Linked DNA regions of Mus musculus: regions 1, 2, 3, 4, 6 and 7 are each linked to region 5. Evidence: chromatin loops called from intact Hi-C (ENCODE). Cell type or tissue: heart. All regions are shown on one strand. Each heading gives the region's core, and the rest is flanking DNA. Links, peaks and the distances in the headings are about the cores only. Region 1 overlaps Dpf3 (D4, zinc and double PHD fingers, family 3). Region 2 overlaps Dpf3 (D4, zinc and double PHD fingers, family 3). Region 3 overlaps Dpf3 (D4, zinc and double PHD fingers, family 3). Region 4 overlaps Dpf3 (D4, zinc and double PHD fingers, family 3). Region 5 holds the start of Dpf3 (D4, zinc and double PHD fingers, family 3). Region 6 overlaps Dpf3 (D4, zinc and double PHD fingers, family 3). Region 7 has its middle 100 kb from the start of Gm30799.

What was found. Hi-C counts contacts between places; a loop is a spot of excess contacts. Peaks named below come from ENCODE experiments on the same cell type or tissue, not always from the same donor. Only the 100,000 strongest peaks of a DNase experiment are listed, where the experiment ranks them.
Region 1: a loop joins it to region 5, with 2.0 times the contacts of the local background. A loop is called at or near these places in 5 of 42 quality-filtered maps.
Region 2: a loop joins it to region 5, with 4 times the contacts of the local background. A loop is called at or near these places in 6 of 42 quality-filtered maps.
Region 3: a loop joins it to region 5, with 4 times the contacts of the local background. A loop is called at or near these places in 6 of 42 quality-filtered maps.
Region 4: a loop joins it to region 5, with 4 times the contacts of the local background. A loop is called at or near these places in 10 of 42 quality-filtered maps.
Region 6: it touches region 5 in a loop (1.9-fold over the local background); 4 of 42 quality-filtered maps call a loop at or near these places.
Region 7: it touches region 5 in a loop (8-fold over the local background); 2 of 42 quality-filtered maps call a loop at or near these places.

What each region holds. Positions count from the first base shown.
Region 1 is chr12:83,324,893-83,329,249 of GRCm38, reverse strand. It overlaps Dpf3 (D4, zinc and double PHD fingers, family 3), which reads left to right. Exons shown (of 11, transcript NM_001267625.1): 5 at 4,217-4,312. Among named protein-coding and RNA genes, the nearest start is that of Dpf3, 160 kb to the left of the region's middle. In heart, for the core only: no CTCF peak of the experiment used is centred there; no DNase peak of the experiment used is centred there; H3K27ac peaks cover 1,285 bases.
Region 2 is chr12:83,365,752-83,370,108 of GRCm38, reverse strand. All of the region lies in intron 2 of Dpf3 (D4, zinc and double PHD fingers, family 3), which reads left to right. Among named protein-coding and RNA genes, the nearest start is that of Dpf3, 120 kb to the left of the region's middle. In heart, for the core only: a CTCF peak has its summit at 2,419 (motif pointing left); no DNase peak of the experiment used is centred there.
Region 3 is chr12:83,373,035-83,377,391 of GRCm38, reverse strand. The region is part of intron 1 of Dpf3 (D4, zinc and double PHD fingers, family 3); the gene reads left to right. Among named protein-coding and RNA genes, the nearest start is that of Dpf3, 110 kb to the left of the region's middle. In heart, for the core only: no CTCF peak of the experiment used is centred there; a DNase peak (open chromatin) is centred at 1,771; H3K27ac peaks cover 2,157 bases.
Region 4 is chr12:83,410,244-83,414,600 of GRCm38, reverse strand. The region is part of intron 1 of Dpf3 (D4, zinc and double PHD fingers, family 3); the gene reads left to right. Among named protein-coding and RNA genes, the nearest start is that of Dpf3, 75 kb to the left of the region's middle. In heart, for the core only: no CTCF peak of the experiment used is centred there; DNase peaks (open chromatin) are centred at 2,290 and 2,770; H3K4me3 peaks cover 926 bases; H3K27ac peaks cover 1,982 bases.
Region 5 is chr12:83,484,651-83,489,007 of GRCm38, reverse strand. It overlaps Dpf3 (D4, zinc and double PHD fingers, family 3), which reads left to right and starts at 1,272. Exons shown (of 11, transcript NM_001267625.1): 1 at 1,272-1,331. The coding sequence starts at 1,300. In heart, for the core only: a CTCF peak has its summit at 2,222 (motif pointing right); DNase peaks (open chromatin) are centred at 567, 1,177, 1,997, 2,447 and 2 weaker places; H3K4me3 peaks cover 4,000 bases; H3K27ac peaks cover 4,000 bases.
Region 6 is chr12:83,212,121-83,216,477 of GRCm38, reverse strand. It overlaps Dpf3 (D4, zinc and double PHD fingers, family 3), which reads left to right. Exons shown (of 11, transcript NM_001267625.1): 10 at 69-150; 11 at 667-2,727. The coding sequence ends at 737. Among named protein-coding and RNA genes, the nearest start is that of Gm51988, 60 kb to the right of the region's middle. In heart, for the core only: a CTCF peak has its summit at 2,537; no DNase peak of the experiment used is centred there; H3K4me3 peaks cover 286 bases; H3K27ac peaks cover 1,966 bases.
Region 7 is chr12:82,169,639-82,173,995 of GRCm38, reverse strand. It overlaps a transcript of Sipa1l1 not described here. Among named protein-coding and RNA genes, the nearest start is that of Gm30799, 100 kb to the right of the region's middle. In heart, for the core only: CTCF peaks have their summits at 2,256 and 3,762; DNase peaks (open chromatin) are centred at 2,235 and 3,835; H3K4me3 peaks cover 2,339 bases; H3K27ac peaks cover 1,618 bases.

The sequences.
Region 1 (4,357 bases), core at 147-4,146, 160 kb after region 5:
ACATGGACAGGATCTGTGATTGATACAGAGTCAGTGCTCAGAAGCCTGGATACACGTGGACACAGCCGCTCTTCTGTAATCCTGGGAGCAAGTCTGAGTCACCTTCACATGGCCCAGGGCCAGGATCCATGCTGTCATTGTATCGCCATTATTGCATCAGCCCTGGTGTTGGCAGTGTGGCGGCCCGTGCACAGCATGCGACTGCGCTGTCCGTGCTGTAGGATGCTGAAACGAGACCGCAAGCCCCTTGAGTTTAAGTTCTTACTGACTTTCCATTGCAGGACTACATATATAAGAAGTTGGCTGTGTGCCTTTCCCTTAACTTTTAATGCATTAATTGGTGTGTGCTCTCGTCTGATAGGCACCCTGTTTTGAACATGGAGTGGTAGGTACTGAGGGCTGCTCTGCTTCTAGTGTGACGCCCAGTTAAAGCAAGTGAACACATAAGAGAGTTGGAGTTTTGGATTAATGAAAGCCAGCAGGAGGAAGCAGTGTTGAAGGAGGGGCTGAGCTTAGGCAAACGAATGTCCTAAGGGACGTGGGTTTAACCACAGTCCTGTGGGATGACAGGAGCCAGCGATGTGAGATCCCCAGAGTGACAGCTTTGAGACAGGTCAGTGCCCATCTTGTCCAGTGAGCAGATAGAAGGCCCTGTGGTCTGAGTACAGTACTGGGGGTGGGGAGGTGGGACAGGTGGGCAGGAGTCAGACCCTTCAGGCCTCTGGAGACCTAGTTGTTGTGGCTTTTTGGCCTTGTGTGAGATGGAAAGAAGCCAGTCAGAGGGTTTTGATCAGGGCAGTGAATTTAGATTTCATAAAGATTCCTCCCCTTCCTCCTCTGCGTGGGGGAGCAGACAGTGCAGGAGAGCAGGAGAGGATAAGTTAAGAGATCCCTCCCTCCCTCCCTCCCTCCCCGTCCTTTACTGTTGAAAACAAGCACAAATCATTGTTACCAGCTCACTAAAGGCTATTTAGAGTAACAGTAGGGAATGCTATTTTCAAGTGTGTTTATTCTTCAGATGTCTATGGACAGGGGCTGCCTGTGTGTAACAGGGTGGTAGGTAGCGAGGCTGTCGGTTCTGTTGGATGCCGCCTGTCCTTCACTCCTCCCTCCTAACTCTCCCCACTCAGGCTCCCGAGTCCTGGCTCAGGCTTTGTTTGTTAGGAGCTCCTATGCTCTCATGGAGTGAGTTGGGTAGAGAGGCTCTGGAATCAGGGCTGCATGGCAGGAAACGAAGACAATGGGCTGTGTATCTGAGGCCAGTGTTTTAGACTCAGGCTTCTAGAGTTACGCACTGATGGCAAGCGGGATGGAAACTCAAGGGAGAAATCAGCTTGCCAAGAGACTATAAGACTTAGGGGACCAGTCCAGCGGCGGTCACCTTTTTATTTTATTTTTTTATTAACCTTCCAGTCTAGAATTCATGTTGTGTGTAACAAATTCCTCATCATGAAATATGTCAGGGGCATCAGAACTGTACTGAGAAGCCAGAGGCAATGACCTTTAGATATCAGCACTTGGAACTTGCCATGATTAAGTGACTTCAAGCCCTGGAAAGTATGCAAGATACGATCAACAGCAGTAGCCACAGGGCTACCTCATATTCATTCTATGATTTTTTTTTTTTAACCCAAGGTGGTAGAGTGTCTGATTTGGCCTTGCCTGGCTTGACTAGTAACCCCATTTTAAGGTCAGGAAGCCAAGGAATGTGCTCTGGACCCTAGTCCACATCTCCTATTGATGGGCCAGAGGCCATGTTCAGCAGACAAGGACATTTCTCTTTGATGTTGAAGGTTGGCTGAGCTGTCTGTAAGTACTGTGTCTTAGTAAGGGCTACTAATTCTGTGATGAAACACCATGACCAAGGCTACTTATAGAAGAAAGCATTTAACTGGGGACATACTTACAGTTTAAGAGGGCTAGCCTATGATTATAATGATGAGGAACATGGTGGCAGGCAGGCAGGCAGGCAGATAGAGGAGTAGTGAGAGCTTACATCCTGATCACAAGCAGGGAGGAACTGGAGGCGTGCAGGAACTGGAGTCGTGCACTTTTGAAACCTCAAGACCCAACCCCAACGACACACTTCCTCCGACAAAGCTATCCCTCCTAAACCCCTTTTAAACAATCTAATGAATTGGGAACCAAATATATGAGCCCATGGGGGGAATGCTCGTGGCTTCCTCAAGACAAGCAGAGAAGATAGAGAAGTCACGGGGAATGTTTTGTGTCCTTTGGAAGGATCATGTGACCAGCAGCAACCTAGAAGATGTGTCTGGAGTGGGATGTTCTGGTAACTTCCTCTTGGGCTTCCCACTTTGAAGACAAAATTACAGAGGCATTGGTGTCTTGGAGACCATTTGAGCAGTAATGGTGACGTCAGACTGCGTGGGCAGTGCATACCACCTTCTAAGCCTTTTCATAGTTGGTGTGACTTCCTCACCACTAACCCAAGCTGCAGCCCTGTGTCACGTGATAATGCCGCCTCTCTAGCCTTGCCTTCATCATCTTTCCCCAAGCCACTGAGCGCTGGTCACACCACAGTCTTTCTCCCCATTGAATAAGCCACCGTCCGCTAACTGCTCCACCAGCTCTTGCTGACCTAGATCCTGCCTAAGCCCAGCCATTCACACACATAACCCTTTTCCTGGGAAGCTGGAAGCGTCTAAGTTGCTCTCATCCATCCTTTTTGCTCACGTCCCACATCTCCTCGTTCTTTTGTCCCAGCCTCAGGAAAGCCTCCCTTGACCTTCAGATCAGGTCAAGTTCCCTCGGAGCACCCTTTCACAGAACCTTGAACTGACCTCTCACAATCATTACAACAATGCCTGTTAAACGGTTATATGAGTTATTTCAACCATTTAGTACACTTTAAGGTCTACTTGAGGCCAGGACATTTGTTTGTAGCTTGGCTTAGTGCCTGCATGTAATCAGCACTGGACAAATAGAGAGCTGAAGAATTGCTAGTTTTTAATGGATAAGAAGAGGCATAAAACATTGTATCGCTCAGAGTTACATCAGTGAGCCCATGAAAGGCTTCTTCTACCATGCTGGTCCCTTAGCTCTCCTGGGCTCCAAGTCTATTTCTTCATGTAGTGTTCCCTGGTAGCAACTGGGTCTTCTATGGCCTTTTACTCTATCATAGACCTGGGGGCTCATCCCCTGCCTCTGTCCTTTCCTTCGTTACAGGGAATAAACCGCTCAGGTCTGCCTGAAGCATCTGTTGCAGTGCACTTGGGGAGTCTCGGCAGCACGGGAGGGCCGATGAGTGTGGAGCTGATAAGCTCACCAATCCGTCCTTGCTCTGGCCGTGGCTTTGCTGGGTGATTGTGAACAGACAAAACTGTTTGCGGCCTCAGTTTATGCACCTTTAAAATGGAAATTGACGCTTGTATTGCCATGTTCTGAGGGATATTAGAGAGGACTCATTTGAATTTATGAACTTAAAGCTTGATTAGTTCTGAAACTTAAAGTCATGTGCTGTGATGAAATAATTTTATTCTTCTGTCTATCTATCTATCTGTGTGTCCATCTATCTGTGTGTGTGTGCATGCTGGTGTGCGTACGTGCATGCATCTGTCTGTCTGTCTGCTTCTTTTTCTCACCCATAACCCTGGCTGGCCTTAGATTTACTATGTAACTGAGAGTGGCCTTGAACTCCTGCTCCTCCTATTCTGGGATTATGTGTGCCACTAACACCTTGCTGGACATTTATTTTTCTTAAAAATAACCTCACAGTGGATTATTATGGGCAGCATATTAAGGTTGTATTCCCGCCAGCTGAACAAGGAGTTCCTTGCTTTCGTCAAGCAAGGCAGAGCTCCACAGTGGCAGAGAAGGAGAGATGGCTTTTTATGTTCTGAGGTAGCTCTTTAGAAACAAAAGAACACACTGTATTAAAGACAGTAAGTTTTGAGTAAGTAACCTGGCCCCATGTAGGAAAGCATCCTTTTGCTCTTGCAAAAAGCCTCTGCTTTGGGGCTGGGGGTGGTGAAAGAGTTGAGAAAGGTCAGCATGTTAGGACAATTTGGCTAGAAGGGAACTGAGGGCTTGAAAGACTGCTGGTTCCACCGAGACTTCAAACTCTTAGGCAGCGGCTGCACCCTTGCTTTGCTGAAGAACAAAACCCCTAGAATATCCCCAACCTGCCCTTTGATGGTCCTCACGGTTGCCTTTCATCTCTCAACTCATGTATCGGACTCTCTTGTCATTTCAGAGGGTTTTGGAAAATGATGAAAACGTAGAAGAAGGGAATGAAGAGGAGGATTTGGAAGAAGATGTTCCCAAGCGCAAGAACAGGACCAGAGGACGGGTGAGTGGGGTGAGGTTACGAGGGAGGAGCTCATGTTGAGTCTAG
Region 2 (4,357 bases), core at 139-4,138, 120 kb after region 5:
TATGCTCTAAAATGTTGAATATTATCATTGTTATGACTGTGATTCTAAACTTCTGGGCTTCTAAGAATAGAATAAAACCCACTGGTGTAGATTAGGGAGATAACTAGTTCTAGAGATGCATTTTTCTGTGGTCATATTTACTTATGTTAAAATATGTGTGTGTGTGCTCACATGCATGTGTCTATACCTGTTTCCATGTGTGCATAGGGTGCACGCATGCATGCATGTGTGGTGTGTTACATGTGTGCATGCAAGTACCTTCCTTCCTTAGTTGTTCTTCATCCTGGTTTTTGAAACAGGGTTTATCACTTTTGCCGGGAGCTTGCTGATTCAGCTTGGCTGTCTGGCCAGTGAGCCCCAGGGATCTGCCTGTTCTCCCACCCTCCCCAGCTCTGGGATTAAAAGTGTGTGCATTTATATGGTTTCTAGGGATTGAACTAGGTTCCATACTTTCATGGTAAGCACATTGCTGACCGAGCCATCTTTGTAAACCCCCTCTCTTTCGGTAAGGTCTCACATAGGCCAGGCTGATCTAACTTTCTACGGAGCCAGTGACGACCAGGAACTCTTCCTGATCCTCTACCTCTCAGGCTGGGGTTTGTAGGCCTCTGCTGCCACTCCTTCATGAGTATAGTCAACAAACCTTTTCTGTTGTTTTGAAAAGTTTTATATATATGTAAAATTCAGATAATGGCAAAATAAAATCAGAATCCGCACGGCCAAGCTCCACAACAGGCAGCTCATGGCCGACTGTCTCATCTATGCTTAGCTTTCACCTTTCTCCCTGACTCCGGATGACTTTGAAGTAGATCTGGGACAGCACATCATGTCACGTATAAATACTCTGGACTTAAAATGTCAAACTAGTTGGGTGCCGTGGGACATGCCTGAAATCACGGTGGTTAGGAAGCTGAGACAAGAGGATTGCTAGTGTGCCTGGGATGCAGGACAAGCCTCTGCCTGAGAGGACAAAGGAGAAGATCAAGCCAGCCCAGGACCACTACCTAATCAAATGGTCAACATTCATTTCTCCTGCTACCTCTACTGTAAGCTAGGGTCCAGACAGGATTCCTGCATTGCAACTGTGACACTGCCCTTAGACATCTGCAGGCTTCGCTGAGACTCTTTCTCCCTTGTATGTTATTTGTTGAAGAAACTGGGTTGTTTGCACTGTAGGGTTTCCCAGAGCTCAGATTTGCTGATTGCATCCCCATGGTGTTATTGCTGTGAATTGGTAATTAGGTCTGGAGACTTATTCAGGCTCTCTCTCTCTCTCTCTCTCTCTCTCTCTCTCTCTCTCTCTCTCTCTCTCTCTCTCTCCTCTCTCTCTCTCTCTGGCAAAAGCAGGTGGTAGTTTGGGCTTTCACCAGGAGGCTCATGCAGCCTGATTATCCCCTTTCACTCACGTTACCAGCCCTTCGTGATAACTATCCAGATTCTTATTCCATTAAAGAGTTGCAAAGAACCCCCCCCCAAAACCAACCAACCAAAAACCCAGTGTGGCATTTGATTAGAGGCCATGGTGGTTTTTCATTTATTAGCTCTACAGCCTCTGTAAAGAAAAACATCCCCTCATTAAAACGTTTGGTTATTATGAGGTACAGCTGACAGGAGATAAAGGATGTTTCCCTTGTATTTATTTACCAGTTTTCAGAATAATGAGTTGGTTCCTTGGTCTTGTCCAAAGTTGATCAATGTGGTTATTTTAAGTGCTATCATGAACTCGGATTTAAGCCCGTTTGATGCACTTTAACCCACTGCAGCCGTTATTCTGATTGATGCCTATGCTGTCCCATCTTTGTCCGGAAGGGCTTTGGAAACGGCCTCAGTTCCTTCTGATGGCTTCCTTGCCCTCCTGATATTGAGACAAATCGATGTTAGCTCACCTTATGCACTTCCTGCCTTAGACCTAGATGGACGTGCTTCTCCTAGAAGCCCTGGTTTCTTCTTGTCTTCATAGATGCTCTGAAATGAGCATCTATGCTCCCTAGGTTGATCATGGTTTCTCAGACGTTTTAGCCAGCATCCCATGAAGTATGATATTTTTAAGTGAATGCTATTGAATTATACTATTTCCTAGCCAATTCAGTTTTAAATAGTTTGTTTTTAACTATATTTATCCCATATCCCTTTTCTCAGATACCCACCACACACACACACACACACCAGAGTGCATGCATGAGGATATCTACCACACATGTACATACACATGTATGCAAATGCATGCATAAATACACACATATGCATATACCCCTGAACCTGGATTTAATGATGTGGACACCCTTGCTTTATCACATACAGAGTGCACAATAGGCACATTGGTAGTTCAGTAACAGCAGGGCTATTTGTAGTAAGATTACCGGACAGGACTTGACAGTTTTTCTTTTTGCACTTTGTATCTCTTGCCCTCTTGTGGTGTCAAGCCACTGTGCCTCAAAGTCACTTCAGATAGTCTTCTGTGTTAGTTGTGACAGTAAGTCTTCTACATAGTTGGATTTATAGGTTTCATTTTGGTTTTACTTGTTAAGGGTTGATCTGTTTAGAGGATTCATAGAATTTCTTTTCTTTTCTTTTTTGTTTTTGTTTTGTTTTTGTTTTTGTTTTTGTTTTTCAAGATAGGGTTTCTCTGTAGCCCTGGCTGTCCTGGAACTCACTTTGTAGACCAGGCTGGCCTTGAACTCAGAAATCTGCCTGCCTCTGCTTCCCAAGTGCTGGGATTAAAGGCGTGCACCACCACACCCAGCGAATTTCCTTTCTTAAAATTAGCTTCTCATGTTAAGTTGCCATATACCTCCTGGGAATTGCACACGGCACCTAGAACACCTTTCTGGTTTTCGTTCGCTTTCCCCAAAGATCACACCAGAAGTTGATAATGGTAAAATGTGTGTGAGAAGTGTGAGAAGCTTTTGCCTTTCTTTCTTTCTTTCTTTCTTTCTTTCTTTCTTTCTTTCTTTCTTTCTTTCTTTCTTTCTTTCTTTCTTTCTTTCTTTCTTTCTTTCTTTCTTTCCTTCCTTCCTTCCTTCCTTCCTTCCTTTCTTATTATTTAAAACAATTTTAAAATGAAAATATATCTCCATCATGTTCTTCCCTCCCCCAAATCCTTCCAGATCCCTTCCCCCTTCCTGGCCTGCCATCTTTAAGTTCTTTTTCAAAAAATGGACGAAACTCTAAGACAGAAACAAATCCCCCAAACCAAGAAAACAAAATAATAATAAAAAACCCACCACACTATAACCAAATAAAGACACACGTGCATACACATACACACAACATACATACACACAACATACATACATACACACACGCATATACACACACACACACACAACTGAGGAGTCTATTATATGTTGTCCAACTGCTCCTTAACATGAGGTTTGCTCTGGAGTGGTTGATATTCCCAGTGTCACTCTACTGGAGAAAACTTGATTTTCCTGCTCTCAGCAGGTGTAAGTGACAGTTGTTAACTTTTACCCCAGTGTATAGGTTTTCATTCATTCACTCACTCATTCATTCAAAAAATATAAAAATAGTATATAATAAGAAAAGACAAAAACTATACCATTGAAGTTGGACAAGACAAACCAAGAGAAGGAAAAGAGCCCAAAAGAAGACACAAGAAACAGAGATCCACTCATTCACACACACACACAAGAGTCCTATAAAAACACTAAGCTGGAAGCCGTAATATAAGTGCAGAAGACCTGGTGTAGACCTGAGCAGGTCCTATGCATGCCGCTTCAGTCTCTGTGAGTTCACATGAACTTTGCTCATTGATTTAGAGGGTCTTAGTTTTTCTTTGTGTCCTCTATTGTCGCGCCCGCTCTCGACCAGCAAGAACTACGCGACCACCAGTCCTTCTAACAGCAGTTTATTCAGTCCTGATTCTTCTTGTTTATATCTCCCCCGAACCCTGGGCCTCTCACTCCTTTTTTACTCTCTCTCATCCACGCACCGCAGGCCACGCCCCCTCGCCAGTCACGAGGCTTCAGCTAATCAGGGCAGCAGGGGCAAATCTCCACCAAATTGGATTCACCTGTATCCTGGTACACCTGCGCAGCACTCAAGATGTTTGTGTCTTATATGAGGAAGTCAGGTGCAAGTCATATGACTTAGCTGCAGTCCCTGGCGCCTTTGGGACTGCCGCCACACCCGCTCCCCACACTCTATCACCCCTGGCTCATACACCCTACCTCCTCTTCCATGGGGTTTCCTGGAGATCCTGTCATTTTATCCCATGTAACCAATACTATAATCAAGACAGGAAACTCCTCAGTGCAAAGATCTCTTTCATATAACTACTTCATATCCACACCCAACCTTTCATCTCATCAGGTCCCCTTACCAAATTCATTTATAA
Region 3 (4,357 bases), core at 128-4,127, 110 kb after region 5:
GGGCCGGGGAGCCTGTGAGTGGTGTGGGGCTGAACAGGCTTGCCTGGTACCCAGCCTTTTATATACCTGCTCTCTTAGTCCCCGCAGCCTGGCAGAGGCAGAGCATCACTAGAAGCCACTTTGAATTCTGTGCCAAGGGGTAAAAGGCTAAAAGAAGGTTTGAGGAAGACTTCTTTTTGCCAGGATGGAATGAAAGGAGAGCGATGATGATTTCGGTTAGGGATGGCTGCCATTAAGCCAGTCATTGGGTGATGAGCACTAACAGAGAGATTGTAGACTTTCGTACTTTCCCTGCTAAAGCTGCAAGTGGACAGGCCTCTAAACTGCAGACTTCCATGTGCATCTAACACTGAGGACTAAGTGTACATATGGGGTATATGGGTTGTAGTTCAAGTGGAAATGCCTCCTCCCCTGGGCCAGTGGGAACAGGGTGGTCAGAGCACAGCACAACTTCCTGGATACCAACTGTGTACCAGGTTCTGTGCTGGATGTAGGGAATGCCTCAGGCTCAAGGCCAGAATGTAGGGGATGCTGGCCTCCCTGATTCAGGTCACCTCCTTCACCCTGGAGCTGCTGGTCCCTGGGAGGCGGTCATGGCTCAACGTGAGCAGCTGTGTGCTGTGGCCCCCCTCAATCAATACAGTCTCTGTTCTCTTGGGGGTTCACAGTCCAGTGAACCCCAAACATCAACCATCAGGGAAGACATGCTAGACATTGAATTAGGTTTCAGTTGGTACAGCAATAGTATTGATGTTTTAGATGTAAGAAAATGATTGGGGAGAAAGGATTTTAGAACCTCTCCCTCTCCCTCTCCCTCTCCCTCTCCCTCTCCCTCTCCCTCTCCCTCTCCCTCTCCCTCTCCCTCTCCCTCTCCCTCTCCCTCTCCCTCTCCCTCTCCCTCTCCCTCTCCCTCTCCCTCTCCCTCTCCCTCTCCCTCTCCCTCTCCCTCTCCCTCTCCCTCTCCCTCTCCCTCTGTGGGGACTTCTTGCATGTGTCTTCAAGTGTATATGTATGGGGACAAATATTTAATTTTTCATTTTTTGAGGTTGAATCTCATGCATCCTAGGCTGGCCTCAGGCTTACCCTGTGACCAAGCACGACTTTGAATTTCTGCTCTGCCTGCCTTAATTTGGGATTAGAATCATGTGCCACAGTGCCCAGCATTTTTTTTTTTTAATGCAGGTTCTGGGGATCAAACTCGGGTCCTTATGCTTATAAGACAAGCATTTACCAGGCTGAGCTATCCCGCCGTCACCCCTCCTATGTTTATTCTTTCCTTAATCTTCATCCGATTCTTCAGGTACCACCCTCACGACCTAATTACTTCTAAAGGCCCCATGGCTCTATATCCAGATACCATAATCTGGTGGGTCAGGACATTAGCTTTTTTTTTTGCATGTGGGGTGACATAATTCAGTCTGACCTAGTGGTTAGCTCTTCTTTCAAGGGCCGATTCTGTGAGCAGTACAACATCAAGGGGCTTAAAATGGTTCCCTTCCCCTGTCAAAAACTGTCCGTTAGCTTTCGAGGGTTTATTGAAAGCTAAGTGAGAGCAGAGCTTCCTGTGTCAGTTACACATGCTGACATGCAAAAAGCAGGGTGTTAGTGCTCTGGAGGTGAGTTTCATGTGTGTTTGCAGGTGGCTGGGAAAGGCGGGTGGGTGAGGCTGTGGGCAGGCAGGAGGGGAGCAGGGGGGCAGACAGAGGCACCGCAGAGGGTGGAAGCTGGAGAGGAGGAGGGATCAAAAGTATCTCTGGCCAGGGTTGCTCAAGTCCTGCTTATCTCTGTTTACAGGCACAAACAGTAGGCCAAGGTTGTCCTGTAACAGCAAAAGGGGACCTGAGGCCACATGATATGAGAGAATAGACAAGAACTCTGGAAAGTGACACAGCTCAGTGCCAGACGGGGTGAGGGCGGCTTCATGGGTGGGGAGCAGTGACCCCCTCTTTGCTCCCCCACCCCAGAAGAATGAGAGCTGGGGAGGAAAGAAGCTCTTGGTAGAAGATGAGGAGTTTGCTTTTTGAACATCCCTCATCTCCCTCTACTGAAGACAGAGATGGGCTATGTAGCCCAGGGTGGCCTTGAACTCGTAACCCTTTTGTTTCCATTGCATAGATACTGAGATTGTAGGCATGCTCCGTCACGCCTGGATGGGCATGTGTTTGAAGTACGGCGCGGCACATGTCCTTAGTTGTGAGCACAGGACCTGTGGGACAATCAGGACGAGTGTCTGCTTAGAGGGCTGGACCTGAGCATGATCTCACGGCAGTGACAGGAAGTTGAGCCAGTGACCAGGTTCTCTGGAACAGGTTGAATGAGGAGCAGAGGGCCCTCCTGGCCCTGGACTTCATCTCCCTATAGACATGCTCAAAAAAAGTCCCTGGATATCCAGTTTTTAGAGCTGGACTGGACCCCTCTGTCCATTTGTGACCAAAAAGGGACCTCTCGACCCTCACGAAGCCCTCTAGAGCCTAGCAGCTGGTGTTCCAGACTAGAAGGCTTTTCCCGAGCCCAGCAACGTCTCTCCTTTCTGTTTCTGATTGCAGGCTTTAGTGGCCTGGGGTCAGCGCTTGATGAGGACATCGCTCTAACCTGTCTGGTGCCAGCTTCCTCCGGCCCAAGACATCAATCATGCCTTGGTAATCTAGCTCCCGTGGTCTGGTAAAGACAGGTGATGGCTGAGGCTGGTCCATGCCTGCTCCAGCCTGGGGCACACTGGTCGCAACTCCACAAAATGAGTCATTTGCTGCCAGCCTGTCCCTATTCCTTCTGCTCCCCCCCCCGCCCCCCATGGCTTTAATGCAAATGTCACCCATGGGGTGGAATCTTTTCCTTCTGGGACTTTATTTATTTATTCATTTATGAATTCCACATCGGAAAGGACATTTGTAAGGAAAGGACCCGAGTAAGGGTGGAAGGCGAGAACTCTGACACCACTCAGTATTTGATATTTATCACAAGTTTCACTCATACAAAGATTTCACTTTTGAAAATACACACGTCCCCCCACCCCCTCACAGCGTGCCTCTTAGTACTGACCTGCATGCTCACAGAGTGGAAAGGACTTAAGATCAAGCCCATTTGCACTGGGTCATGGCTTTCTTCCCCTGTCTCCTCCTTTCGATGTAAGGCACAGACATTGGCCAACTTCTCTATTTGTTCTTAGTAAGTTTGCTTTCTTGTTCCTTTCGTGTGGACCAAAGCTGTTGGAAGTGAAGAACATGGCAGGGAAGTTCACCTGGAAGTCTTACCATGTGTTTCTTTGCTTCCAGAAGTCCATCTGGAAGAAGGAAAAGCCCATTTCCTCTAGGAGATGAGTGGTGTTTTGTTTTGTTTTGTTTTGTTTTTTTGTTTTTTTCTGAGATAGGGTTTCTCTGTATAGCCCTGGCTGTCCTGGAACTCACTCTGTAGACAGGGTGGTCTCAAACTCAGAGATCCGCCTGCCTCTGCCTCCCGAGTGCTGGGATTAAAGGTGTGTGCCACCATGCCCGGCTTTAGGAGATGAATTTTACTGCACTTTGTGGACTTCATTTTATGTCCCCCCCCCAGAATTCCTTAGATTGAACTAGTTAATATATATATATATATATTTAAAAGATCATGGGATGAGCCTGGACTAGTGGTGAGGTACACCTGTAGTCTTGGCCCTTGGGAGGCTGAGGTAGGAACATGAACTACATGGTGAGATCCTGTCTAAAACAAACAATGGACAATGGGCAACCTCGCTCTCTTGTATTCTGACCAGTTCCCATCACTATGGTGGTGGCCCCTGGCCAGGCTGTATCGTCTTGTGTGGGTTGAACTGCCCATGAAAGCTCTCATTCCTCTAGGATGCTTTGCCTTAGCTGGGGGGTGGGGGGTGGGGGTGGCGTGGGGGAGCCATCCAGGCTGGTGTGACACAGGCAACCCTCCGTCGGAAATGTTCATTTTTGATCAATCTCATGGTCCTTGTTAGTATCTTTGATTACACTGGATTACGTGCCATTCCGTTTTATAGCATTTTAATGGGCTTTCAGCTCCCCTCCCCAGGTCATTTCCAGCTGTGTGGTTATTAGGATTTGACAGCAGTTTGGTTCTGTCACTGCCAGGACACCTTCTGTGCAGGCTGGCCCTTCTGCGTGAGTGCCAGGCTCTTCAGAGGTGACAAGCGAGAGGAGCCTTGTTTGTTTCCCAGGGGCTTGCCAACGATTAAATGACAACAAATGAAACCTCCCATGGCTGTATCCCCCAATTGTAAGATGTTTGTTTTAAATCCTTTGGTTGGGGGCTGGTGAGATGACCCAGTGGGTAGAGGCTATTGCTGAGCAAGCCTGCCCACCTCAATTCCATCCTTATTGGAGGGCCAGAGCTGCTTCTG
Region 4 (4,357 bases), core at 104-4,103, 74 kb after region 5:
CTGTTCAGTTCTTTTTGTTTATTAAAAATATTAGGTCATTTGTCTTATTATTAAATTTTAGGAGTTCTTTATATATTCTGACTAGACATCCCTTATTGGATATGCTTTCTGCAAGTATTTCCTTGGAGTCTGTGGCTTGTGTTTTATTTTGATGCTAGTTCCTTCCAGAGAGCAGATGTTTTAAATTTTGATGAAATCCGACATTGCGGGGGGTGCCCTAGTTAAGGAATTTTTGTTTAACCTAAGACAAACAGGATTTTCTTCCAATTTTTCTTCTAGAACTTTTATAGTTTTAGCTCTTACACTTAGCTCTCCGACCCAGTTTGAGTTAATTCTTCTGCAGAGGACGAGGTAAGGGATGAGGTTTATGAAATCAAAAATGTTGAGATGTCTATCTGGTTTGGCATCAGGGTAATACTGGCTTCATAGCGGGTGCTCTGTATTGTGGGGATAGAAAAGTAAAATCAAATCAGCACTGGGAATGTTTTTCCTCTCCTTTCCTCTTTTCTTTTTTATTCTTGCTTTGAGACAGGCTCTCATGTAGCCCAGGCTGGTCTTGAACTCACTACTCCTGCCTCCATCTCCCAAGTGCTGGGATTATAGGTGTGTCTTACATCCCTGGCCCCTCCACATGTGACAAAGACAGATTTTGATGAGCGTATGTGACAAATACAGATGAACTGCTTTGGGCTTCCGAAAAAAGGGGCAAGCCATGTGAAGTCTGAATGAAAGAGGAGACACTGAAGAAAGGCTTTTGTGGGGCTACAAGAACACAGGACCAGGTCACCACCATTTAAATAGTAGGCTCCGGAACGTTGTTCCCTCCTGGGAAGAACGCACAGTTTGTGTCTTCATGGGATTGGAAAACAGAGTGGTCTTACTAAAAAGAGGTTTCCAGGGAAGTAATTTCAAGCAGGCGTAGGAGGGAGATGAGTTGGGTGGTCAGCTATGGATGTACTAGGTTAGAGGCGGCTTCATGAACTCATTGCTGGTGGTTGGTTGTACATGCATAGGCCTTTGTTTTCCCAAACTCATAAATCCCGACTGAGTTGTATTGTGCCTGCAATGAATGTGGTGCTTAGAGGGAGGGAGGGAGGGAGGGAGGAAGAAGAAGAGGGACCAGCTTACACGGGGCCTCTTCCCCCACCATGCTTTGTGCCCAGAATCCAGCCTTCATCATCTCATCCAGTTCTCCCCGGCTTCCCAAGAGCAGCTTCATCTTTTCCATGTCTGCAGATTAAAACAGGAGACTCAGAAGGCTAAGCACCCGTTGCCACGTTGAGGCTGAGGTCTCTGCTCCTGGCTCCTCGTGGCCCTGATAAACTCTACCATCTCCAGCTGCATTGAGGACCCTTTCTTTAGGCACAGAGGCTGGGGTGGATTGCAGGCAGAGGAGGAGGGTTAGGTCTGGCTGGATGTTTGTGGGTTTGCTCCGACTCAGCAGAAGCACTCGTGCTGCTGGCCCGGAGGTGGCTGGCTGGCTGTGTGGTTGGGGTTTGCAAAAGACTCTGAAGAGCCTTTTGCCAGAGGGGCTTTAAAAGTTGCAGCTCTCAGCAGCCACTATCAGCCGGGATTTTTTTCCCCCTTTTCTCCTTCAGATTGAATCCAGTCAAGGTTTTATTGGCTTATCTGTTCTCAGGTTGACCCTTCTTCTTCCTTACCTGTGCAGCCTCCCCTGTCACTCACTACACTTCCGGGCACACAGTGGCCCAGGGAAGGAATTCTCTCTTTAGCAGGGCTACCACTTGGTCCTGGTCTCTGCTTCCTCACTCGAAAATTCCTTTGGTTTCCCCTAAGAGGTGTGAGTTCACTCAGGATGAAGACATACCAGGATCTTGTATGGGTTCAGATTCAGGGGTGAGGGGACTGCTCCCCTCTCTGTGTCATGTTTGAGCCATTCTCAAAAGGCTTCCAGAAAATGGATAGTGCAGTGTGTCTGGAGAACCCAGTATCCTGGATGGTGGGAGTTGCTATTGTCACCTCTCCTCTCCAGGACTCATATCCTTAGGCCCTCTGAAGGGTCAGGGCTCTTGCCTGCCTGCCTCTGAGTATCTGTCATCTTTTGCTTTGTTTGGTCATCGTGGCCCTGCCCCTGCCCCTAACTTAGAAAAGATGAGCCAGGGCCAAGCCTGGCTGCCTTGTCTCCTGGCCAGCAGTGCATGCTGCTTTGCGTCAGCAGAAAAAGTGTCCCCTGCCAGCCACATTCTAGAGCACACTGTCCCTTGCAGCCCTAGCCTGAGAGGACTCTGTGCCGCGTCCCTGCTTGCTGGCCTGAGTTTGGTCTCTCTCTGCCCATATACCTGGTGACTCGGGAACCTCAAAATACGGCTTGGTGGCCCAGTGACTTCAGGGGATGTGCTCGGGGTTTGCCTTCCATGCCTGTTCCTCCTTCCCAGGGTTACAAGGGGTGTCTCCTCCAAGCTCCTCCCAGCTCCCAAAATACCAGCCCTACCTCCCAGCACTGCCAGAAAATGCTTAGCACATTAGCGGGTTTAGCTACAACCACAGTGACAGACACTTAGGAGGCTGCAGAAGCACATAGATTTCATTTTGAATTCCTCCTGGCATCTCACTATTTTGACAACACAGGGCGGCACCACCGTTACTAGGAACCTGTGTGGTAGAAGGGTGGGGGTGGGAGTGTGGGGAGCCACAGCGAGCATGGAATCCTGAAGAGCCTGCGACCGCACCTGCCTCCCATTCTGCTGTGACTGCATCTGTCGTTGGCAGGCCTGTCTGGCGCGGACCTCCCTTTGGCCTTCTGGAGCACACTTGGAGAAGGTTTTGGATCCTAACAACTCCCTCCTCCCCGTCCCCCAGTTGCCTCAGCTCAGTGGCTTCTCTTGCAGGGGAGATGAGAGGCTCCTGGTCCTGCCAGGGAGGCAGCCAGGCGGGCTGAGAGAAGCAGTCTCAGGGAACAGCCTTGCTCTCTGGGGCCTCTGCTCCTTCTCTGCCATTTCATGCTGCAGGCTCCGAAGCTGTCTCCAACTCTCTAGAACCCAGTCTTCTCATATGAAAGCTAGACAAATGTGGCTGGCTTTCCCTACCTCCACGTAAGGCTTGTCATATGCAAGAGACAAATAAATGCAGAGGCGTTTTTTTTTTTTTTTTGAAAGTGTCAGGTGAGGCACACGTTCCCCTGCAGAGAACATGTTATGTCTTGTTTACTGTGAGTTCCTCCACAACGTCTAGTTTAGTGAATAGAAAGGAAAATCTGAGGACTTTCTAGAAATTGCCAGCATGCTCCCTTGAGTCATGGTGTGGTGAAGAACGGCAAGGCTCTGGAGGTATTAGTGAGCAAGGGCTGCTGGAACAGGTAGCATAGACTGAATAGTGTGAGCACCAGGAGTGTAGTCTGTGACACCAGGGAGGCTGGAAATCCAGGGTCAAGGTATGAGCTGTGTGGGCCCCTCCTGTGGCCGCTGAAGACGACGATGAGTCTGCTCTGTGGCCTCTCCCAGCTTCTGCTGCCTCCCTGTATGCCCTCCTCTGTTTGAACCTTCACAGGGTAGTGGTGTCCCTATGTGAAGCTCTGTGTCCAAACACTATTTTAGTTTTAAAGGAAGACACCAATTGTTCCTGAATTTTTGGAGATTTTATGTCCCAGAAATAGTTTTATTTTATTTCCCAAATGGCTTATAAAACATAAAATTGTCTTTTAGAATCAAATGTAGTATCAGTTTATACTTTTCACTTATTTCCTCCCTCCCCGCTCCTTTCCTGCTTGCTTGCTCTCTCTCTCTCTCTCTCTCTCTCTCTCTCTCTCTCTCTCTCTCTCTCTCTTTCTTTTTTTCTTTCTTACTTATGTTTTTGGTTTTTTGAGACAGGGTTTCTCTGTGTAGTCCTAGCTGTCCTGGAACTCACTCTGTAGACCAGGCTGGCCTCGTACTCAGAAATCTGCCTGCCTCTGCCTCCCAAGTGGTGGGATTAAAGGTGTGTGCCACCACTGCCTGGCTATTTATTTATTTTTAAGACATGGTTTTTGACTATCTCAGGCTGGCCTTGAATTCACCCTGTCTCGAGGAGAACTTGAATCAGCGCCCCCCACCCCCACCCCCCAACCCCCCCGTCAGCTTCTCCAGTACTGGAATTATAGGCATATCCCAGTATGCTCTGTTTCCTACTTCTTTTCTGTGCCGTCCTTTCCCTGTGCATGTCTGCATCATGGCTGATGCCAGGTTCACGTTCTTTTCCTCTTCTTGGGCCATACATGTCCTGTTCCCCAGTGGGTCATTTTAGTGTATATCTCTGGCAGAGGAGCCCCCACCCTGAAATCTATGTGTGTCCCCACTTGACTTAGGTACTGGCATGTTGTGGAATGTTTGTGGTTGGAGCATTCCAGCCCTGGTGTGTCGCT
Region 5 (4,357 bases), core at 213-4,212:
TTTACTTTATTCATCGAGAGTCGTAAAAGGCGAGAGCAGGTGGAATTGTGAACTGCAATTCAGCATCTCTCGGTTTCCTTTTCACTTCCCAGCCCCCAGCTATTTGACCTGATTAAACAGCCAAGGGGGCCATAGCCCGGCTTCTATAAGCTAACGATGCCTGTGCCCTCTAAGTGATTTCATGAGTTTTCGCCCACTCCGAGTCTCCCTGTGCTCCGTGGAAGTCTGAGTTCGCAGAAGTCTCTCAGTTTCTTCTGGGGTTTATCAGATTCTGAGCAGCCGCATACTGGGGAAGCCAGGAGTCACGTCTGAACATTCACTTGCAAATTCTTTTCACCTCCTATCTTAGTCCAGAAAGGTGACGCCTGAATTCTCAGAGCCGTTCCCAGAGGGGACTCAGGCAACACCTACCTCAGGCTCTAACAATTTTTGCATAGTTACTGACTTCCCTAGCTGCGTTTCCTAAAGTTGCCTCAAAATTTCCCCAACCTTCTGCCTAAAAAGCGCCAGGTCTCACTTCGCTCCCAAGCTGGCCATGTCAGATCAGTGTGAATCGTTGACAGTGGAGAACGGTGGTCGTAGGGGACCGCGCGGAGTGACCACCCGTGAATTACGTAACAAAAGCCGTGGCTGTCCGCAAGCCTGACACTGAGACATTCCAGGAGGAAGGGAGTTGCTGTCCTGGACTCTCCAGTTCTCAGAAACCGCCCGGGGAAGGTGGCTGAGATCAAGAAAACACTTCGGGAACAAGAATATTGAACAGCCGCGGAACCCAGAACATTATTAGCAAACAGTGGAACACGAGTAGTAATTTCTTGGAGGAAACTGCAGCCTTCCAACTTTTTGCACTGCAACACGGTGGTGTACAAGGAGCTCGGGGGTTAAAAACCGTGATTTACAAAGCCCAGAGCTAATGAATGGGGTTAAGTGGTTTTGTTGGCACTATGTAAATATTCTTGTCCAGGAGCGCAAACTCTGCAGTTATTTAGCAAAGTAGGGACTCCAACTAAGCGAGAATGCTCTCCCATGTTGTCTCCACGAGTTCCAATCTAAAAGGGCGCTACTAACACGGTACTGCCCCTTTAAGACCTGCTCGCTCTCGGGCTCTACAAAAGGGAGTGACCTCTGGGCTTTGACAGCTCCCCTAATAACTACCACCACGCAGGCCCCGCCCACTTGGCGACCAGCCGCGCCGATTGGCCGGTAGGCCGGTATCCCGTGCTCTGATTGGCCTGCCGCTTCCCCTGAGCGAACCTTTAGAACTCTGAGACAGACAATATTCTGTTACATTGTAGCAAAATGGCGACTGTCATTCACAACCCCCTGAAAGCGTAAGTAAGACTAAAAAATGTACATATTCCGCGTGGTTTCAATATGAAAAAAAGGCGCCTTGTGGAGCGCAGCCGGCGCCCGGCTCTCGCAGACACCTCCCGCTGCGCCCGGGCTCCTCTTTTCTTCCTGCTCTTACTTCTTCATCTTTTTTTTTCCTCCCAGCGCGCAGAAATGTCAGGAGATGCAATTAACAAAAAGAAAATTGTTACATTTGTGTTCTGCTTAATTGGCTGACCGGGACCGGGAGGGAACACAGAGCGGCGGCGCCGGCTCAGGAGCTGCGGGGGTCGTGAGCAGCCCGGGTCTTCACGGTTCTCGGAGTCCCCTGCCTCTCCCGGCGCCGCGCGGAGCTGGCTGAGGCTGGCCAGAGCGCGGGGTTGGCTGAGCCTGGCCGGAGCGCGGGGCAGAGACCGCGTCGTGCGCTCGGCTGAGCCCTGCACTCCAAGCCCGAACCTTCCCGGCCCCGCTGCTCGTCCACCCAGGCGGGCAGACGGACCGCAGCGGCTGCGGAGTTTTGCAGGGCGTTCGCTCTGCCTTCCGAGCTCTCGCAGGGAGTTTGTGTAAACCTTCCGGAGTTGGGAGGACAGCGCGCGGAGCGGCGGGTCCCGGGAGTCCTGGGGCCCAGGTGCTTGCCCCGGGCTTTTCCACTCCGGCAGCCGGGGATCAGGCAGGCGCTCCGGGCGGTCGCCGGTGTGTCTGTGTATTTGTAGGCTAACTGGCTCTAGTAAATTAACGATCCGGGTTAACTTGGGGTTGATATGGAGGCAGGGAAACTGCAGGTCTTATAAATGGTGTGCTTGCCTGCTCTGGGTGAAAAGCCGAGGCGGTGGAGGCGGCGGTGGAGGGCTCTGGCGACAGCGAGGGGCAGGTGCCTCCCGGAGACTTTGAGCGGACACAGGGGGGCGGGCTGCGCAAGGACTCGCGGGGGCCGGTTCCCGATCGGAGCTGCCTGCCCGCCGGTCTTCCTTCCTTCCTTCCTTCCTTCCTTCCTTCCTTCCTTCCTTCCTTCTTCCAGTCGGTGGACTGAATATGAAGCCGCAAGTCCGCGGGTGATCGCGGAGCCGGGGGTGGCCTCGGAAAACTAGTGTGGCTCTCAAGGGGCGCTATTGGCAGGCATGTTGGCAGAGGGTGGATCCTTGGGAATCGCGGCGCGGCGTGGGCACCCAGTGGGTGCCCGGTGTACTAGGACTTCCCCGCCCTGATGAAAGCCAGTGGGAGTCGGAGGGTGAGCGTGGGTGTTTAGTGCCAATTCTTCCCGGTGTGTGTCAGTGGTCGATCTTGGCTCTTTTAGCTGCGCGCTACAGCGTCCCTGGCTATGGGAGTCGAAAACACCGTTCGCTTTGGGGAGCAGCAGGGCGGCGGCGAGAGAGTGTGCGTGGGATTCCTAGTGCCAAGAAACCCGTAGGGAGAACCCGCTGCGTTTGCACCAGCCAACAACCAGGAATAGGGCAGGGATGTCCCAGATCTTGGAGTTTCCATGAGATATTGCTGTAAAGACGGAGGCTGAGCTTGATGCGAGTTCCTGGCTCCCGTTCTCGTTCGGAAGCTCAGCTACTTTGCACTCGCGACAGCGTCTCACCGAAGAGAGAAATTGTTTTATGGCAGAAGAAATGGGCGTAACTTCCCCGCTCCTCGCCGACTCCCGCCGCCACACCGCTGGGGCTGGGAGTTTCTCCAGAACCCACACACAGCTGATTTGCAATTTCCTCATTTCCAGCCGAAATCACGTAGCCGAGCTGATGCTGCTTGGTAAACTCAAGTCGGAGAGATCTATTTGCTATGTGTACAGGGTTCTTCATTGGCAAAGCGGCATCCTTGATGCCCGGGAGCGGGCTTACGCTCGGGCGCGCGCAGGAGCTCCACACTCCTGGGTCCCCCAGATCTTTCCACTTTTTTTTTTTTTTTCCACAGAAGAGTGCATGTATAAGAAATTGTGGGGGAGAAGGAACAGAGAAGCTAGAAGGTGGCCAATCAGTTAATAGAACTAGTTCAGATTTACACTTGTATCCCTTAATAATTGGAAATACTTGCCGTGGGATGCATTTGTAACTCCGTCTTGGCTCACGCACGCGGACGCTCACACAACACCCCTGTCTGCCTTTCCTCAGAGGAAGTCGAATGGTCACTTATAATTAGCCGCCCCCTTTTGCATCCAGTCCTCTTCCCCTGAGGGCTAAGGGTGTAAATAATAACCCCAATCGGTCAAGCTATTTGCACCCTGGACATTTTAAAAACTCCGCACGCAGGAGCACACACATCGTTACCGGGAGACTGAGGCCATCTGCTTTATTATTATTATTATAAAAACAACTTGTTTAATAAAACATCTTATACATGCCATTTGTTTCTAGAAGTTGCTGATCAGGAAACAAAACACACGTGAATAAATTATGCATGGGCCAAATTAGAACAAAGCATAGCAACCCAGCAAGCTGAAGGGATGGATGGGGGGGGGGCAGGGAGGAGGAGGAGTGAGGAGAATGGCTTGGAGAGCTTATGTGTTTATCCTTGTGTGCCCCTCCTGACAATGAACCGGAGCTCCAAACTGCATTAGCATTTTCTCCGGGTGCAAGCAGTCTTTCTCGTCTTAAAAAGGCAACATCACGGACGCCCCCTACAGAAGAAACTGGTCACACAAAGATTTCCTCTTGGGCCTGGGGATAAGCAGCAGTAGTTACGGTGTTGGGAAGAAGCCAGCTCGGGTTTCTTTCATGCCACCCTGTGTAGGGCTATGCCTTAGACTGTGGGTCACTTTTCATCTCGCTAGCTTTTTTTCCACGTGGGGCATTCAATTATTCAATTCGCTGGATGACTGGATGGCTCAACTTGAATTTCTTTGCTTTGCGTGGGTTGGGGGTGTCTTCTGTAAGGTCCCAAGCGCCTGAAAACAGCCTTTCTTGGTAGTTTGCCTTTCTTCCTGGCTGTCTTTGATCTCCCCTCAACTCCCCTTTTCTTCCTGGTTGCTCTCACCCCTTTATCTCCGAAGCTGACAGTCTGGCTTCTCCATTTTAGCCTTTAACTTCTT
Region 6 (4,357 bases), core at 124-4,123, 270 kb after region 5:
GGAATAAGTGGGAGGAAGACACTGCCCTCAAGTAATTGCATCTCTCTCCTCCTCTCTGTATCTGCCAGGACCAGCTACTCTTCTGTGATGACTGCGATCGTGGCTATCACATGTACTGTTTAAATCCCCCAGTGGCTGAGCCCCCAGAAGGTAATGATGATGAACTCAGCAACACCACCACCACCCACCTCTTATTGATCCCTTATTATGGTGCAGGCCTTGCGCTAAGGGCTTTTTGGGTCTTGTCGTATGTACTTATCACTACCCAATGAGGTGGGACCAACTATTAACAAAGGGCACCATGAGGAAAATGAGGCACAGTGTGACCAGGTGAAATTTCAACAGATTGGTCAAAGACATGTTTCTTAGATGTGTGGCTGTGACATTGGGGGTTGGGGGTGTATGAGCATCAAGGGACCTAGTACAGGTTCACTATGGCTGGCTATGGGGTACAACTAAGGGGTGGGGCTTTTTCTAACAGCTGCTCTGATAGCTCTGCATTACCTTTCCACTGAGCAATTGACTTTGCCTGCCTTCAGAACAGAGACTTGGTCTCTGCATTATAAAAGTCGAGGGAAAAGAGGAGCTACCAGACCTTGAGGCAGTGAGGCTGGGGTCCTAGAGTTTGGGGGAATGTTGATACTGATGTCATTTTGTCTCTTATAGGAAGCTGGAGCTGCCATTTATGCTGGGAGCTGCTCAAAGAGAAAGCATCAGCCTTTGGCTGCCAGGCCTAGGGCTCCACCCAGGTCACAGAGTGCAGCCCACCACTAGAGAGGCTGAACTGAAGCCCTGTTCAACCCAGATGGAGGTCTCCTCCTGTATATGCACACAGACCAACTACAAGGAAAACGAATAGTTACAGAAGGGAACGGAGGGAGCAAGGTCTCCACTCACTTCTCGCCCTACCCATGACCTCCCACCCCACACATCCTTCAGCCAGCTCTTCCTCATTTCTACCAGCGGGAACTTGGCACTTTTGAAGAATAATCCAGCCCCGGCTCTGTGGAAACTTCCTCATGTTCACTGTCACAGGCATCTCTCTTTGTTGCTTCTTGTTTTGGAGGAAGCCATTTTGTGACTGCTCATCAACCACTCGTGTGTTGCTTGGTGGGGTTCTTGTTTTGTTGTCTATTGTGTTTCAAGAACTTGTCACAGAGTGTCCTCACCCTTAGCTTAGGCTCTTCATCCTGAAACTCACAGAGGAACAAAATGCCGTGGTGGGGAAGCTCCTGCCTATTACGAGTCTCACTGGAAGCATCCATGTTTGGAGGCCATCTTGAAGACAGAACTTGGAAAATGTCTTGGTTTTCTTAGTCTCTGCTGAGAAGAGAAGTTGTAGCATTTGAGCCTTGGCAGTAGCATCCCCAGCTGCGATGACCTTGATCCACTGCACTGCCATTTGATCAGGGGTTCAGAGGGCCTGGGAGATGGGAGGAACACTTGGGGCCCTGCTATAGCCAGCCAGTATTTGCTGTTCCTCAGGAGGGACTAGGTGGTTCCTTGACCTTCAGAACTGTGGTGTCCTTGAGGTGAGACAACACAGTCTCTAAACACAGAAAAGTGCTGAAGATCCTGCCCCCAACCGAATTGACCGTGAAGGTCTGGCTCAGTCTCTGGGGGGTGGGACTCAAGCTCTGGAGAGGTGGGCAAAGGATGCCCATTCAACAGTCCAGGGTTGGTTAGAAGAGACTGTATGTAGCTTTGAGAAACTCTCCCAGTATTGATGCTACACTATGGATTTCTTTTCTGGGCAATTTCTTCCTTCCATGTAGTATATGTTTGCCAATGACCACTGAGATGTGACTGGAAATTTTAGAATGGTGAAGAGATGAACATTACTTAACCAGATCATTGGGCACAGTGATTACTTGTGACTGGGTGGCAATGATTCAGAGCCCTTGTCCGTTCTTGCACCCTAAGCTCCCCCATATGGAATGGGCTCTCGTTTGAAGCAAGGTTTCTAGAAGATGTAGGAAGGTCTAGATTCTGAGAACTCTTGTGTGTCAGAAGAGAAGCCTTGAGGGCTGGAGTGGGCTGGGCTGCCTTTGACGCACGGCACCAGCATGATAACTGACACATTTCTGGAAAAATCGTTTGCCCAAAGGGCAGGTCTCCGTGAGCAGGACCCTCGCGCATGCTCGGCTTCCCTGGATTCAGCTCCATCGCTGTGGTCCAGCAGCTTGCAACAAAGGCCTGGGTTATTTTTAGTCGTCAGCTCCTGAAGAAGCCCCTGGAGACCTGGGCTGGCTGGGCCCCTCTGCCCAGCGGCAGCATGGCCTCTGCCACTCCACAGGAGTCATCCTCCCCCTGGCTAATTGCTCTTGGCACGTGGACCCAGGGCAGCCTGGCATGGAACCAAGCAGTGTGACCCCCCCTGCAACTTCTTTGCAGAGTGACCTGTGGCAAGAGAGTGGGGGTCACTTTCCTGCAGGCCCTGTGGCCTCAGAGCTAGTTCCATGCATACGAAATGATCTCATTTAAAGGGCCCCTGTCCAGAGAGCATCTGTCTCCTCCTCTCAAGCTCTCTTCTTCCTCCTGCTGGTTGCTGTGCCTGTGTGGATTCAAAAGACCCAAGGGAGGGCTGGAGGAATGGCCCGTCTCCACGGAGGGGTACATTCCCTCTCCAGACTCTGCGGGCTCTCTCGTTCCACAAAACCCAAAGCAGAGTATCTTCAGAGACTAACTACTTGTTTGGGGGATCATATTAAATTAATTTCAGAAGGGAAAAAAGGCCCAAATGTTCTGAAATGTTATACAAGCTTAAAGGTGGGGGAAAAATATGTTTAAAGCCCTCCACCTTTATGCTCTGAGTCTTGACAGGTCTCCTTCTGGAGTGTACATGAGTCTGCTCTCTACAGAAGTGCAGGTGTTCTATATCCAGCCCTGCTTGGGCCCAGCATAGCTGATGGGGATCATGCCTCTCTAGCCCAAGGCAGGAGTCGGAGCTTGTCCACGGCGCTGGGGCTGCTCAGGACTCTTAAAGGCTCCTGGGGTCCTTCTCTTCTGTTTCACTTGGCCTGGAGAATGGGCTCAGCCTTTATGCTTCAGAGGTTTTGGTTTGATTCTCCATGCAGAGAGAGTAGGGAGAGCAGCTCAGCTTGGAGATGTCGTGTCAGGGTACGGCAGGCCAGGTCTCCAGAGCCATCCTCCTGCATCGGAAAAGGAATGTGTTAGTGAAGTAAAGTTGATATCTTCTTTCTCAGAGCCCTGGAATAAGCAGCAATCACAGGGTCAGGGTTCTAGTGTCCCCTCTACCCCTGGATGGTATGTGACCTTGGACAAATCACTTAGCACCCTCAGATCTCGATGTACCCATCTGTGAAATGGAAATGAGAACATTTGCCTTTTCTATTCCACACTGACACCGGGAAGAATAATGTTACATAAACAACCAACTGCAGAGCTAGGTGTGTCTGTGGGAACTCCAAATGCTTTTTGAAGCCACCTTCTTGTGGCTTCTAGCCAAAGCTAGAAGTCTCCTTGGAATCTCCCTTTTGATGGATGGAGGCTTACATGTCAAGGGCCAGGTTGTTGTCCATGGTCAGGCTCCTAAGCCAGGGCTGTGGTCATGGGGACCATGATTTGGCTTGGATGGTAATGGGAGGTGCCCAGGGTTTGGGGACTTGAGGACAAAGATACCATAAATGCATGTGCATGTGGACAGATAGACACAGACAGACTACACACACACACACACACACACACACACACACACACACACCATCAGCATGATTAACCACTTGGAATGGGAGCCAACTTCTGTAGAGGGCACTGTGCACTTGTTCAAATGTAGTAGTCTCTTTTTAGCTGGTTAACTCTGGTTAGGTGACTTTGCCTCTCTGAGCCTCACTGCCCATGAGTGTGAGGCAGAGAGAGATGACCTGTCTAGAGATCTAGCAGGGCTAATAGAGTAGTTCTTGCTGAGAAGTGTCATGGTGCAGGTCTTGCTAACAATGGGACTTCCAGTTTGTAGTAGCCACTGTCATTTTGTCCAGAGGTTACTAAGGGGAGACAATGATTCTGTTGAGGACCCCTCAAGTCCCCGACAGTGCTATTCTGCTCCACTACAGCCTTACATCCTTATGTGGTAGCTGAAGAACTCCGGTTGGAAGATAAACTCTTCTTTCTTTCTTTCTTTCTTTCTTTCTAGACACTCTTAAGACCCTATATTTGGGACCTATAGTAAATCCAGGACAGGCAACGGGCAAGGAAAGAGGACTGGAGCTCTAGATAGGGACCTGACATTCCTGTCCTCTTTCCCAACCCCTCCTGACACCACTAGAGGCAGAAGCCAGCCAGTCTCCAGACTGCTGTGCACTGTGCCTCAGGATCAGATGGGAAGCTGGGTCTAGGC
Region 7 (4,357 bases), core at 182-4,181, 1.3 Mb after region 5:
AGCAAGTCTCTATCACCAAGCCAGCATTCCTCAGGAAGCATAGTGTCTCATCAAACACTATGTAATTACCTGTTTCCCACAACTTCAAGTTAGGCATACTACAAATCTAATGAGAGAGAATTGCAGCATGGTAAGTAACCAATTAGAACCCATCAGCTGGAAGCTCTTATCTCAGACCTGCAGAAACAACTTGTCACCTTCCTTATGGTGCACCACCAGGACCCTAATGCCCCTCCATGCCAACCTGGGGTCTCACTCTAGTTCTTTTTATGAAACACACACACATTCATTCCCGTACTCAGGAAGAAGAGGAAGACAGACCTGTGAGTTCAAGGACAGCCTGATCTACATGGTGAGTTCCAGGCAAGCCAGGGTGGCACAATGGGTGAAAAACCCTGTCCCAAAAGAAAATCTCCTTGCAGCTGGGTCACCTTAGAAGATGGATGGAAGATTAGATGAGAAGGTGAAGTTTTCTCCCCCTCAAAAGATACACTCAGATTTTCATTCCAGACCTGGCTGCAAATTAGACTACCCTGTGACATTCTGTCCCTTGCTCAAATCACCTATGTTTAAGGAAGCTGGACCCAGGGGAATTGTTCCCACCCTCTCATGGGCCCCATTCCTTTCTTCTGCAAATAAACTTAAGGGAGAGAGTATCAGGACACTGGGGTGATAAAGCTATATTTAAAATAATATTAACAACAACAATTTTAATCTAGGATTCCTTTTTCCATAGCTTAGCTATGTACTACACGACATTGATGCTACTTCCATACCTTTTCAACCTTAACGAAGCTATCATTCCTGCCCTTATTTTATTTAATAATCACTGAATACTTAAGTATGAGAAAACTTCAACATGTTCGCAGGAAAAGAACCAAAGGTGAAACCCAGGAACACGTATGTTCAGATCAGGAAGGCCGACTACCCTGAGTGCTGGCCACATCTAACTTTATAAGATACCATTGGGTTTGGAGGGCCTCACCTGCCAACTGGGGAAAGCTGGGCCAAAGGAACTGAGCTCAAACTCCCTTCTAGTTTCAGCCTCCAGTGGAAGGGTAAGAAACCGCAACTACAAAGGAGACTTTAGTTACAACGTATTTTCACACACACATAAATTCTAGTTGATTTCTGCAGCAAAGCTGGCTCAGGCCTCACAGTCAAGACAGTGAAAGGGTACAGCTAGTTTTAAGGTCACCCTGGCAGAAAGCGGCAAGGCAGGTCGGTATCTGAAATCCACACCTCTGAAGACAGGTCACCTGAATCCTCTAAGGAAGTTGGAAAATCAAAACTGCCTCATATGCAAAACCGTGGACATGGAGTAACTTCTCACCCTCAGATGTGGGTGTGATCCCATGGTCCCTGGACCACCAGTCCAGCCCCCTATGCCCAAGAATGATTCTTCTAACCACTGGAGTCCCAGAAGCCAAGAGAAACACCTCTGCTGGTGGTACTCTGTAGACACTGCTTGCCTCTCAAGGCTCAAAAGGTTACAAATACAGGGAAATTTCATTTTTCCAATTTTGAGATTCAGCTTCTGTGATGTGTGTTTCACATCACAGAACAAAGAGGCTTGCTCCATCAGAGTTAAAGAAGGGGGCCGGGTACCATTCTAATCTGGCCAGTGAAGCAAAAGGTTCAAATCTAAAAAGTAACCTGAAAAGCTTCATTAATAGTCATACCATTTGTGCAATGACTAGACCTTTGGTTTAAAAAAAAAAAAAAATACAGCCAGGCAAGAGCCAGCAAGCCTTCTCGTTACCACAGAAATCTTCCACTAAGTCAGCCAGCCAAGAAGCTGCTCTGAGTTGGGGTCCACTCAACACTGCTCTCTGTGCCCTAAGAGAGCATTTGAAAAGTCACTGACTAAAAATTTACACTGCGACTGAAACTACAACATATGCATACCTTACCTCAGTTAACCAAGACCTCAGAGTCTGCATAACTGCTAATCTCAAGCCATCCTCAAACTACAGTACATTCATACATTGTTAGGAAGCCCTTCAAAAAGTTGCTTTAAATTTTTCTTCAAATGAGACTACACCAATACTACAAACTTCATTCAAAGCAAATATGAAATAAATATAAAAGGAAATACCACTGAAAAACTGAGTCAAAAGAAGAGTTAACCTCAGAATGTCATTTTAGTGGCGTGCTGAGGACTTACTAACTGCCTGACAGTCAAATCTAGCAAGTCCGGGGCGCCAGGACTGTGACGACGGGAACTGCAGAGAGGCTAACAGCTACACCTACTGTCTGTCTCCAGCCACTTGCTAAACCCGTTCCTTCTCTCGGTCAACTGGAAAAATCTAATTAATGATAGTCGATTTCAAGAATCCTTTAAGAGTGAGGAAAAGTACAATATCTTCTGTGACACTGAAGCACGTCGCCACCCCAAATGTGGGATTTGCCCCAACCATCTCTGTTCCAGCCATCACCCAGGTTATTTTAGATCACTGTTGTTAATGCCTTTGTACCAATAACGTATTTCATGGGAAAATACCTCCGTAATAATATTCTAGTTAATAACTGGGTTGTCACCGCATAGGTGGACACATCAGTGGCCATAAACTGCTTTGCTTAAACCTTTTAACTGCTCTGCATAATCCTATCAGCTTTTTTTCCATCCTGGTAAAGGCAGTTTAATTGCAGCGTTTGAGAAAGGACAAGGGAGAAAGTCGTTAAACCAAGATACAGAAAATCATTCCCGTGCCTAAACGACGATGCTAGAGCAATTTGGTAGGGCTTCATTTAATGTTGTGGCCGTCCAAAAGAATCAGCCAGAGAACCTTTGCACTGGGAGATACTCCATTCGAGAAAGCAGGAGAAAGTTGACACTTAACTCCCACAGAGTAGCAGTATAAAAAAAAAAAAATGGCTTTAAGACTCTGAGTCAGAGTTTCAACATGAAAGGCTCGATTTATAGAGGAAACGCCAACCCCAGTTCATCCAGATAGACCTGGAACCTGATGAAAGTCGACACCTCCCTCTGAAATTTGCATCGCATCACTGGCTCGCGTTTAGAAACATAATCGTGTACAAGGTAGTATGAATTTCAGTAAAGGTTGCCCTCTCAACTAGTCGTCAGGAAAAAAATAATAATAATTAAATCCATAAAGCTCCAAGGCAGTCTCCGAGTTACCAGTCCCCAAACGCTTCCCCTTCCAAGAGGAATGCCAACAATCTAGCACAACGCCTCCCTTGAAAGCTAGCTATTTCCCGTGCCTCTCTGGTTTTGGACTCGGTGAGCCCCGATGAAATTTCAATCTGCCCAACGCGATTGCTTGCCCACGTTGAAATGCCATGGAGCGATTTATGAACCTGGCAAGTTGCCTTTAAGGTCAGGAGCGAAGTTGGAAAGGGCAAGGGGAGAAAAAGTTCTTTAAAGGAAATCCTCACGCCTCTCCAACCCTATGACGGTTTCCTTCCTCCAAGGATCGCAGGTTGGAGCATCCCCGGATCTCAGTCCCCAGTATCTCCCCAGGAGAGAAATTAACACCCCCGAGCCCGCAGCCAAATCTTTCCTTTCCCCACCATTAACCCCCTGGACCTTGGCCCCCTGCAGCACACCTGCAAAGAGCTCACCGAGTGTCGGGTGGGGAAGGATCTCTCCGAGGAGCCCGGAGCCGCAGGGTGAACACGGCCACCAGGCAGGGATGCGGGGCTCCGGGCCTCTAGGGGAGCCGATCCGGATCCTGAGGTGAGAACGTGCGCGCGCGCCGTGCACGGTGAAGCGCAGACTCGCCCCCGCCGGGACCGCGATCCCCCAGCACGCCACCAAATCGGAAATCAAACTTTCAGCGGCTGTAACCGTCCAGCTCCGGTCCGCGAATCCCCAAGCCCATTGGGGGTGATGGGGGGGGACTGTCAGCAGTGCCGCCCCGCCCCCCTCCCAGCCCTGCCCTCCCGGGCCACTTACCGCTTGGCCTGGGCTTCCCGGTGCAGCCGCGCGTCCCGGGCGCGTCGTCCGCGCGCTCTCCCTGGGGAGAAAGAGAAAGCGTGCAGACGGTCGGGGCGCGCTCGCTCGCCGCCTCCTCTGCGGAGATCCGAGGCTCCGAGCGCCCGGCGTTAGGGGCCGCCGGGGCGGGATCAGCGCGGCTCGCCACCAGCCTCGCTCCGAGAGGGTCCCCGCAGCTGCCGCGCTCCGTTGCGCCGCGGAGGCCGAAGCGACTGGTCCCCGGGCATCAACTATTGTGCAGGAGCCCGGAGTCCGGCTCGCGCCCCCGAGCCCCCCATCCCGCCCGCCGGCTCCCGGGGACGAGCGCGCGGCGCCCGGGGGATGAGTCCCGGCTGCGGAGCACCGCGCTGGGCGCCGTGGGAGGAGGGGGGAGTTGCGTGGCCGCGGGGGAGGGGACAG